2 separate regions of the Homo sapiens genome follow, and region 2 is linked to region 1. The links are chromatin contacts, found by Hi-C or POLR2A ChIA-PET in ENCODE. All regions are on one chromosome and are shown on one strand. Each heading gives the region's core, a stretch centred on a gene start or an enhancer-like site at or near the end of the contact. The rest is flanking DNA. Distances are from core to core; before and after follow the strand shown. Region 1 overlaps LINC02725 (long intergenic non-protein coding RNA 2725). Region 2 overlaps LOC124902789 (a long non-coding RNA gene).

The links. A loop is a pair of places that touch in the nucleus more often than their neighbours do. ChIA-PET counts read pairs that join two places held with the same protein, here RNA polymerase II (POLR2A). Pooled maps may share reads with other maps.
Region 2: a map of PC-9 shows a loop between it and region 1 (3-fold over the local background). The contact joins two enhancer-like sites. A Hi-C loop is called at or near these places in 9 of 168 maps with a recorded cell type or tissue (Caco-2, Calu3, MCF 10A and 5 more), 2 of 37 single-sample maps with no recorded cell type and 12 of 50 pooled maps. POLR2A ChIA-PET finds 5 or more read pairs at or near these places in 3 of 52 experiments (Panc1, activated CD4-positive, alpha-beta T cell and endothelial cell of umbilical vein).

The regions. Positions count from the first base shown.
Region 1 is chr11:128,177,487-128,182,256 of GRCh38, reverse strand. It overlaps LINC02725 (long intergenic non-protein coding RNA 2725), which reads right to left. Exons shown (of 6, transcript NR_183639.1): 5 at 1,634-1,797. Among named protein-coding and RNA genes, the nearest start is that of LINC02098, 29 kb to the left of the region's middle. Within about 2 kb of position 1,641, at least 2 of the 41 ENCODE cell types and tissues checked have a DNase peak (open chromatin) inside an H3K27ac peak, as active enhancers do.
Region 2 is chr11:128,448,875-128,453,728 of GRCh38, reverse strand. LOC124902789 (a long non-coding RNA gene) reads right to left here. Exons shown (of 2, transcript XR_007062948.1): 2 at 1-2,009. Among named protein-coding and RNA genes, the nearest start is that of MIR6090, 71 kb to the left of the region's middle. RefSeq lists enhancers at 1,428-1,607, 4,264-4,854. Within about 2 kb of position 1,933, at least 19 of the 41 ENCODE cell types and tissues checked have a DNase peak (open chromatin) inside an H3K27ac peak, as active enhancers do.

The sequences.
Region 1 (4,770 bases), core at 392-2,891:
GGTTAACATTGAAGCACCACAGAATGGTATTCAGTATGGTGGAAGCAGTCTCAGGCCTCAGGCCACAAGGGTGGAAAGCAGCTGAGCTGGGGAGGTTTTGTGGTATTGATTACAGAGTAACAGGAGAGGAGGAACTAAGGCGGAATGTGCATGTTCAAGTCCTGACCACCTAACCTCTCAGATCCTCAATGTGAAATGGCATTAATAAATGAAGTTTATAATGAGGTTAATCATCAAAAAGTTGTATTTAAAAAATAGGCCGGGTATGGGGGCTCATGCCTGTAATCCCAGCATCTTGGGAGGCCAAGGCCGGCGGATTAGCTGAGGTCAGGAGTTCGAGATCAGCCTGGCCAACATGGTGAAATCCCATCCCTACTAAAAATGCAAAAATTAGCCAGGTGTGGTAGTGGGCACCTGTAATCCCAGCTACTCTGGAGGCTGAGGCAGGAGAACTACTTGAGCCTGGGAGGTGGAGGTTGCAGTGAGATGAGATCATGTCACTGTACTGTAGCCTGGCTGACAGCAAGACTCTGTCTCAAATAAAAATAATAATAAATGACATAATGCATGCTCCTGTTTCTTTCCTCCTACTATATTCTTCACATTGTACTTTTTGTTCAATGTCTGTGTTTCCCACTGGACTATAGTTCCTGGGGTCGAATATGATGTTGTTCTTGGAGGCTGCTATATAACTGACAATCAGCCCAATGCCTTGTACAGAGATGTACCTGGACATACTTCTGCTGAACGAATGAATGAATGAGTTTAACAGTATTTTGTTAAGTATACAGAATTGTTACTTGAGCTTTTGCCATTTCTTGACTGCTAACTGGTTAATTTCTTATCCAGAGAAAACCCTCCTACTCAAAAGTTGTTTACAGGGAATGACGCCCTTGAGTCACATCACAGTGATAAAATATGTACTCGGCAATCCCTCCTCACCCCCAAACTGGCCTCTTGCAATCTCCACCACATGATGATCCCGTGACGTCTAGGAAACAGCCCATTCTGTAGAGAATAAAAAGCTGTCCATCTCTCATTGTTCCTCCTTATAACCTTCCTCTCCTGCCCTGGCTCCTCACCCCCATCCTTTTCTATTTTCTACTTCCTGATCCATCTTGTCCCCAGGCCACTACTTGAAGTATGAGCAGTCTCCCTGCCTTAGGCAATTGATAGGTCCAGGGACACCGAGGTCAGAGCACAGATTGTTTTCCAAGTGTCCCTGAAGCCCCTGTATGGTGCTGGGGAGTCAAGCCCAAGGAGGCAGTTCACAGGAAATGGGACTGAATTTGCAACAAGCGGCACAAAGTGGCACCGGATATCACCAAACAACCAAAACACTCATTGTTTTCTCCCCACCCTGTGACCCAGGCCTGGGTTTATAAAGAGACAGCAGCTGCAGTCCTGGAAATCCCAGGTGAACACTCAACAGAGGGCACTGTTAGAAGGAAGCCAGGTGCTAGGCTTTGAGTGAGGGATGTTGACTGAGATTTCTGGGGTTCCATTTTTGTCTAGAATTATGTTTGCCTAAGCAATGTGCAGGCGATAACAAGATTCTTGTGGAATTTCAGCATGGGAATGGTCCAATTGTGAGTCATTTCCTCAGTTACTTAGTCAGCAACCTGGTACTTACTGAAGGTCTTCTACATGCTGGGCACCAGGCTAGGGGTGGAGACAGACAAGGGAAGATGCTCAGCACATGAGCCTTCAGGCCAAAGTGAGCTTCTGTTCTAGTTCTCATTCTGCTTCTTACTCTCCGAGCAACCTCAAGCAGCTGTATGACCTCATGGAGACAAACTGTGAATATTAAACAGAGATAATACATATGAACATCCAGGGGCTCAATGGGATAATTTATGTATGTATCGAAGTTCCTGATTTCAAGATCTTGGTTATAGTTCTCTGCTCTTAACACTACTGCATAAGAGAATGATCTGGAGAAATTTTAAAGAATGCCAATGCCTAAGTCCCACCTCCAGAGATCCTAGGAACATTGCTCTATTTATGAAGCTTCCCACATCACTTAATGTGCAGCCAGGATTGAGGACAACTGTGTGACAAGACAAAATTAACACATGGCATAATTAGAGAAAAGTTGATCACAACATGTCTGCATTCCCTTTCAAATAACATTAGTCCTGATGGCAACATTCTCATCCAAATTATCCAGATGAGCTTTGCAAATTTCCAACAAACTCGTTGACTATCCAACAATTGTATTAGAGGCTTCTTCTAAAATCCATATTTACCTTCTTTTACAACATTTCCTTTATCTTTAGTAAAACTCTGGCCTCTTTCTCTTGCCTACCCCCTCCTCTGTGGACTGTAAAAATGTGAAAGATTTATCTCCAGAAGCACATTCGAGTTCACTTATAAGTTTCTCTATAAGTTCACTTCCCATGAAAGTTAAAACAAAGACAGCAAGGAGGAGAAATAGAGAATACTAAGTACCTTTTACAGTCCCCTCTCTCCACTCTCCCTCTCTCCACCTCCCCAAAATCCAGCTCATCTGATTTCTATTATGCCCATATAAATGTCTCCTAAGCCTTGGGCATTTGGGGACATTGCCAACTCCACAGCTACTTCATGGTTTCACATTCCCCTTGCTCCTGTAACTCTGGCCCAAAGCACCAACTAAGCTCTGACCTTGACTGTTGAAGACAGCATGAGCATCAAACACTTACATGTGTGTTTTATTCAATAATACTTTTAAGCCACTGTCTTCCTCCAGCAACATGACACCTGCCAATCCAGGAAATCAAATCCCTTAAGAAAGATCAGTAAACAAATCTTCCTGGAAACCTGCATTGGAGGTGAGACAATCAAATGCAACGATGTAAGTAATTATCCAAGGCCATTGCAAGGAGAATCAGGTGCTCCTGTCTCCCACTATGCAACACAAGGCCTAGTTCTCTAGTTACAGAGCACAATGTTGCTGTAATAGCCTAATTGATTTATAATGTTTTTCTCTGTATTGCAGCATGTGTGCAATTAGTTACTGAAAAGGAAACACAGCTCAGCTCAGTTGCTGCATCTGCTGCTAGTCAGGGACATACAATTTCATGCCCTATTTTCCAGATGGCTTGATTAACATTCAGAGGAATCTAGTGGCTTGGCCAGAGCTGCAAAAGAAGCAGGGGAAGCTCAGGTATAATTGGACCTGGGAGAACCACCTCAGATAGAAAGAAAGCAAAATCTCGAAATGCAAGCCAAACCTGCAATACTGTGAGAAGGAGTAAAAGATGGGGAGTGGCTCTTTTTCCTCCATTTATTCATATATCAGTTCATTTATATAACAAATATTCAACGAGTATTTCATAAGTACCAGTTTTCTGTTAATTTCACAGTGGTAAGCCAACAAATATGTTCCATGCTTTAGGGAGTCCACAGTAAGTGGGGGAAGCACATATTAAATAGAGAGCCACACATATAAAAATGTGAGTGTGGGGCTGAGCATGGTGGCACATGCCTGTAATCCTGGCACCATAGGAGGCCGAGGCTGATGGATCACTTGAGGTTAGGAGTTCAAGACCAGCCTGGCCAATATGGTGAAATCCCAACTCTACTAAAAACACAAAAATTAAGCAGGAGTGGTGGTACATATCTGTAATCTCAGCTACTCGAGAGGCTGAGGCAGAAGAATCACTTGAACCCAGAAGGAACAGGTTGTAGTGAGCTGAGATCATGCTACTGCACTCCAGCCTGGCCAACAGAGGCAGACTCTGTCTCAAATATATATATATATATATGTATATGAGTCTGGGAGTGATATCTGTTAAGAGGAAAGTATAGTACAGGCAGAGAAGTACAGGTTTCCCTGAGGAAGAACTGTTAAATATGAGACCTGAGGAAGGGGTAGAGATGATCTCCAGAGAGGAGGAAAGGCATTTCAGAAAGAGTCCATAGCAGATTAGAGAACAGATCTTGGTGAATGTCAGTAATTTTAGAAAGGCCGGTGTATCTACAGCCTGACGAGAGGGAGGAGGTGGTATAGGGTGAGTCTGCAAATGTCAATTAAGTGCGGGGTAAATGGAGGCTTTGGGATTTCTATTAAGAATGTTGTATCTTTAAGTATGCAAGGAAGCCACTAAATTAGACATTTTAAGTAGAAGAGAAAACATGATTTAAATATTTAAACATTTGTTTTAATTGCTCCTTGGAAAACAGGGGCAAGATGGGAGTGTCATGAGTGGAAGCAAAGATAGCCTTTGGGAGCCAGGTGAGTACTGGCTGTGGCTTGGGTTTGGATGATGAAGTGGAAGCAAAGATAGCCTTTGGGAGCCAGGTGAGTACTGGCTGTGGCTTGGGTTTGGATGATGATGGTAGAAACAAAATGAAATTGATGATTTAGAGAGCTATCTAGGATGCAAAAGTCAGTAGGATTTGGTAGTAGATTGAAAGTGAAGACAGAGACGAAAATGGCAAGAAGAATGACATGTTTTCTTTCTTGAACAACAGAGTATGTGAACACATGGATCCTTCTCAGAGAGATGGAATTTAAAACAAGAGTGTGGAGTCAAATGTTTTGACAGAAAGCATAGAGTAAGAGGAAAAGGGGGCTCAAAACTGAGGCTTGAGGAATTCCAACTGAAGAGGTCAAATTGGTGGAGGACGTGATAGGGAAAAAAAACTATATTTGGAGAAATGAAAATAAACCAGGAGAATGGAAAGAACCCTATCAAATGCAATGCAGTTGTCAGGTACCATGAGAATTGAAAGATGTCTGTTGGGCTCAGGAGTGTGGAGGTCCTCATGACTACTATAGAGGAG
Region 2 (4,854 bases), core at 684-3,183, 270 kb before region 1:
AGAGGACAGCAAGAATGTGTGGAGATGATCCAGGGCCCTGTGGGCTGTGTGAAGAGTGACGTGGAGTCCTGAGGCTCTTCCAGCAGGCTAAGTCACATGATCCGACCTGTGCTTAGGAAAATCATTCTGACTGTGGAGCAGAACATGAATCAGAGCCAGACAAGGGTGGAGGCAGGGAGACCAGTTGGAAAACTGTTTCATGCTCAGAAGAGTTGCATGCAAGAGAAGCAGCTATGGCACATCAGAGAGGTGTTGAGAACACAGAATCACTAGCCCTGGGTGTCTGGTCGGTGTGGATGGGTGGTGGGCACTGTGCTAGGATGTAGACCTTGGGTGGCATGAAAAGGCAACAATCAAAGTCCCTGTCCTTGGTCTCAGTATCATCAGAGTGTAGATTTTAGATCCAGAGAGAACCTTAGAGGTGAATTCCAGTGTCCTCATTGTATAGACATGGGGTTTCAGGTTAAGGGAGTTTCAGTGATTTCCATGAGATCACATTACTAACCGGTGACAGAGACAGAATTAGAATTTAGGTGTAGTAACTCTAAAGCCAATCCTATGCATTTAATGAGGGTTGGCAGCTTGTTCTTCCAAACACAAGAAAAAAAACAGCCCCTTCCTTTCTTCCTTCCAGCCCTTCCTCCCTCCTTCTCTCTCTCTCTCTTCATTCCTTCCTCTGTTCATTTGTTTGTTCCTTTCTTCCTTCTCCTCTTTCCTCTGGGGACAAGAGCTCTTGGCTTAGAGGAATGGACAGACCTCCCTGCATGACAGCCATAGGCCCTCTCTTCTAATCGCGATCTGTCTCTCCTAGGAGCCCTGGGCATCTGCCTCCACTGCGGCTGTAATTGGAAAGAAAGAAGGTGTTCATTTCTCTATTTCTCTGCTCCAGCTGCTGATCCTCAGTTTCCCCCTAGAGCTGTGTGAGCCCCCTTTGCCAAGTGACCTCTTCACATTACTTCTGGAATCCTGTTTTGGACAGAACAGGTGCCTGTCTGACTAGTACTGTCATACCTTCCAGCCCCAGCTCAGCATTTCTTGCCACTTCTGTACCTTGGTCTCACACTCCTTCTCCTGGGCCGATGGCCACCTGCTTTTTAAATAAATCTTTTGTATTATTCTAGTCCTTGGTGATTCTCCTGTCTCTCATTCATTCCCTTTACTCTCCATCTTGAGTTTCCTCTCTTTGTGTTGCACATCTTGTATTCCTAGAGAGGAAATCTAATAAGCTGAAGAGAAAAGGCAGTCACCTTTAAGACTGTAAAGTAGGTTTTAAATCCTACGTTTTAAATTTTAAACCAGGTGGTAAATCCTGGCCCTGCCATTGTTGAGCATTGTGAACTTGGGTTAAGTTATTTGACTTCTCTGTGCCTGGCTTTTTTCATCTGTGAAATGGGGATAAAAGTACCAACCTTGCAGGACTGACATGGTGATTGCCAATTCATCTGTGTTGGTGCTTGACATTTAGTAAGTGCTATGTAAATGGACTCTATTAGTAAATCTGAAACTGCAGTTCAAGAAAGTCTTTTTCTCCGTTTTTGAGAACTATTTTTTCACTGGACTCCTGGAACAAGAAAAAGACCTCAGCCTTCAGGGTGAGGACTCTGGAGGGCCTGTCTGAAGAGAGAGGAGTGTCTGTTCCCCGCCTTCCCAGCCCTGGACGGGCTCTGGTGCCAAGGCCTCCCTGCCTGCTGCGGCCCTGCTTGCTATTGCAGCTGCAGGTGGGCAGAGCGGCTGGCTTTGGGCGTGGAAAGGCGAAGGCCGTTCCGGCCAGCTCCAGGACTCAGCATTTTCCACTACTCCTCGCTCTGTTTGTTTTGCTCTTCGGGCTGCCCCCGCTGAGCGGGGACTTCTGAATGATGTCCAACAGCAACGCCGGGTCTGCCCGAAGTCCTCGCCCACTCTGGAGCTCCCAGCGCCTCGCGTCTCCTCCCGTTGGCAGGCGGAGGGAAGGGGGCCCGGCCGGCCCATGCAGAGAGCTCTTGCACAAAGTACCATTGTATGGGGCTGGTCTGTGGGAGACAAATGAAAGGGATTTCAAAATCAACAGCAAGTTATTTTTATCCGTGAAAAGGCTGAAATGCCTTTCTTTTCCATCTTGGAAAACAAACCTTAAGGGATCATTGTGCCGCAGAGTGTTTTCATTTACTCTGGTATTTGAGCATTTAGGAGAGAGGCTTCTGAAAGACCTGGACTCAGAAATAAAGAAATCCAGAAAACTGGGCTGCCGCCGCCGACGCACCCCTCCCCTAGGCAGGAGTCCACCGGGGATGGCCCAGAACGCCGCGCTCATGTGGCCCCATGCTTTCGTGCCTTTCTCTTGCCCTCCAGAGTGGGCACCTCCTTCCATCCACCCCACCCACCGGCTCTCCTGTTCACTGGCCCGCTTTTCTCATCCAAACTCTTAGCCTTCTGCATCTGAGTGGGGTCCAATTCAGGAATATGTGACCCCTTCCTGTAAGGCAGGAGTCTCCAAGGCGGGGACTGCCCGCTCCAGGAATTGCGCAGAATAGAACACGAGATAAGGGAAGAAACCATTAGAGCTTCTATTCATAGGTACTTTCAATCTAAAAATGGGAACTACTTTTCTATGTACTAATATTGAATGTATATATGGACCCCGGTACCCTCAGACTCCCACGAGTCATTTGCATCCGTGCGAAGCACTGTGAGGAAAGTGAAATTCTGCAAGGTGGGTGGGGGAGGTCCTACTGGTGCCCTGATTTCTCTTTTAGCATATTATGGTGTTTTATATATATATATATATATATACTTCAAGTTCTGTGATACATGTGCAGAACGTGCAGGTTTGTTACATAGGTATACAGGTGCCATGGTGGTTTGCTGCACCCATCAGCCCATCATCTACATTAGATGTTTCTCCTAATGCTAGCCCTCCCCTAGCCCACCACCCCCTGGTAGGCCCCGGTGTGTAACGTTCCCCTCCTGTGTCCATGTGTTCTCATTGTTCAACTCCCACCTATGAGTGAGAACATGTGGTGTTTGGTTTTCTGTTCTTGTGTTAGTTTGCTGAGAATGATGGTTTCCAGCTTCATCCATGTCCCTGCAAAGGACATGAACTCATCCCTTTATATGGGTGCATAGTATTCCATGGTCTTGCATAAACACAGTGAGTCGATTTACAAACCATATTATCCCATTTTAACCGAATCACTTTTAAAAAATGGAAAAGTGTCTTAAAAATTCTTCTGTAAGGAAACTGGAGATTGTTGACAGCAGGAGCAACTCATGCCCAAGAAGGTAAGAAGAATGCCATATCATTTCTTCTACTCCTGGAACAAATTATTTGCCAGCCATGTATTGAAGCTAAAACAAAAGCAATTTAATTAGATTTCACAAGATCTGGCCAAAAAGTTTTCCAAGTCATGAAGACTACATTAAACATGGATATATATTTATTGTCATTAATGATGATTAGTGCTCTGGGGTATTATATTACCAGGCAATGCTAACAGATATTAGCTAGTGCGTGGAGTTTATAAATAAATAAATATGTCTGTATTGAAGGTGGTTCTTAAAAATGTTTACTGATGGGAGTATAGGGTCAGAAAAGTTTTGAAATGACTGCTGTAAAGGAATATTTGCTGAGGGCCAGCAAGATTTCTGCTGGTGGTGGGAAAAGCCCAACATTTGCAACAGATAAAAATCAGTGTTTAAATTCTGACTCTACCACTCAAGTTTACACACTCAGTTTACTATGTGACTTTGGGAATACATGTAACTTTTCTGAGCCTCAGTTTCCTCAAAATAACAATAGTGACACTTACCCCACAGATCTATTGTGAGGATCAGTGAAATACTTTCTATTGAGGGTCCAGGGTAGAACTTGACATATAGTAAGCAATGCTCAAGAAGTGTTTGACTTCTCCACTCTCCCCTTGCTTCTGCTGGGAAGCTAGGGAAGAGCTGTGGGCTCAAGATGGAGCCCATTCTTGGCAAAAGCCTGCTGGTGGGCCCAGGGAGCTTCCCTCATGACTGAGAAGGTCAGCCTGGATTTTCTAACACATCACTAATGGCCTGTTCTTGGCTCTAAGAGGAGAGGACTGTGTGTGTATGTATTTAAAACCACTTTGGGTAGGCCTTCCTGGTGGCTTCCTAACCAGTATGAAACAAACGGTTATATGTTGGTTTCAGTCCAGTTCCCAGCAGACAATCTTTTTTCAAAAAAACGTATGTGTCAGAAGGTATCACACAACAGGGCCACAACTGGCAGGAAGTAGCCCCCCATTATGCAACTGAGCCAAAGTTCTCAGAAGTGAATGAGCCATGGAAAATTAGAACCCCCCACTGAGCCTGGAGCTTGGTCTCTGCCAGAACATTTGGACAGCCAAGCTATGCTATAAAGAAGGAAAAAAGCAATGTGTATGTATCAGAGGGATGGGGTTCAGTTCTTCTAGTTCCTTTCCCAGGCTCCCATTTTGCACACAAGGATACAAGAAGGATGCTGAAGACATCCTAGTGTGAGAGCCTCAATCTTCCTCTCTACCAACTCTGATCCATATTGCTGCTCAAACTGGGATTCATATTCTCTGGACAAAGCCACATGCAGGCTCTGAGAGAGCACTGACCAGCTTGTATATATGGAGGTCATTACGTGTCAGACTCCCCATTCTCAGCAGTGCTTCAGGCTCCAGCCTTAATCCTAGATCCACTACCCCCTTGCAGTTGGTCCTGGGAGAGATTTTTGGGAGTCAGAGACTCCATTCCAAGCTGAAAGAACTTGATCAATGAATGTTTCCTTCACAGTTGTAAACTGGGAGATGAAGGAAAACAAATGAAGCTGTTAAAGGCCAGGGCTCAGAGTACATTTTCGGAATGGAAAGAGACTATATATAA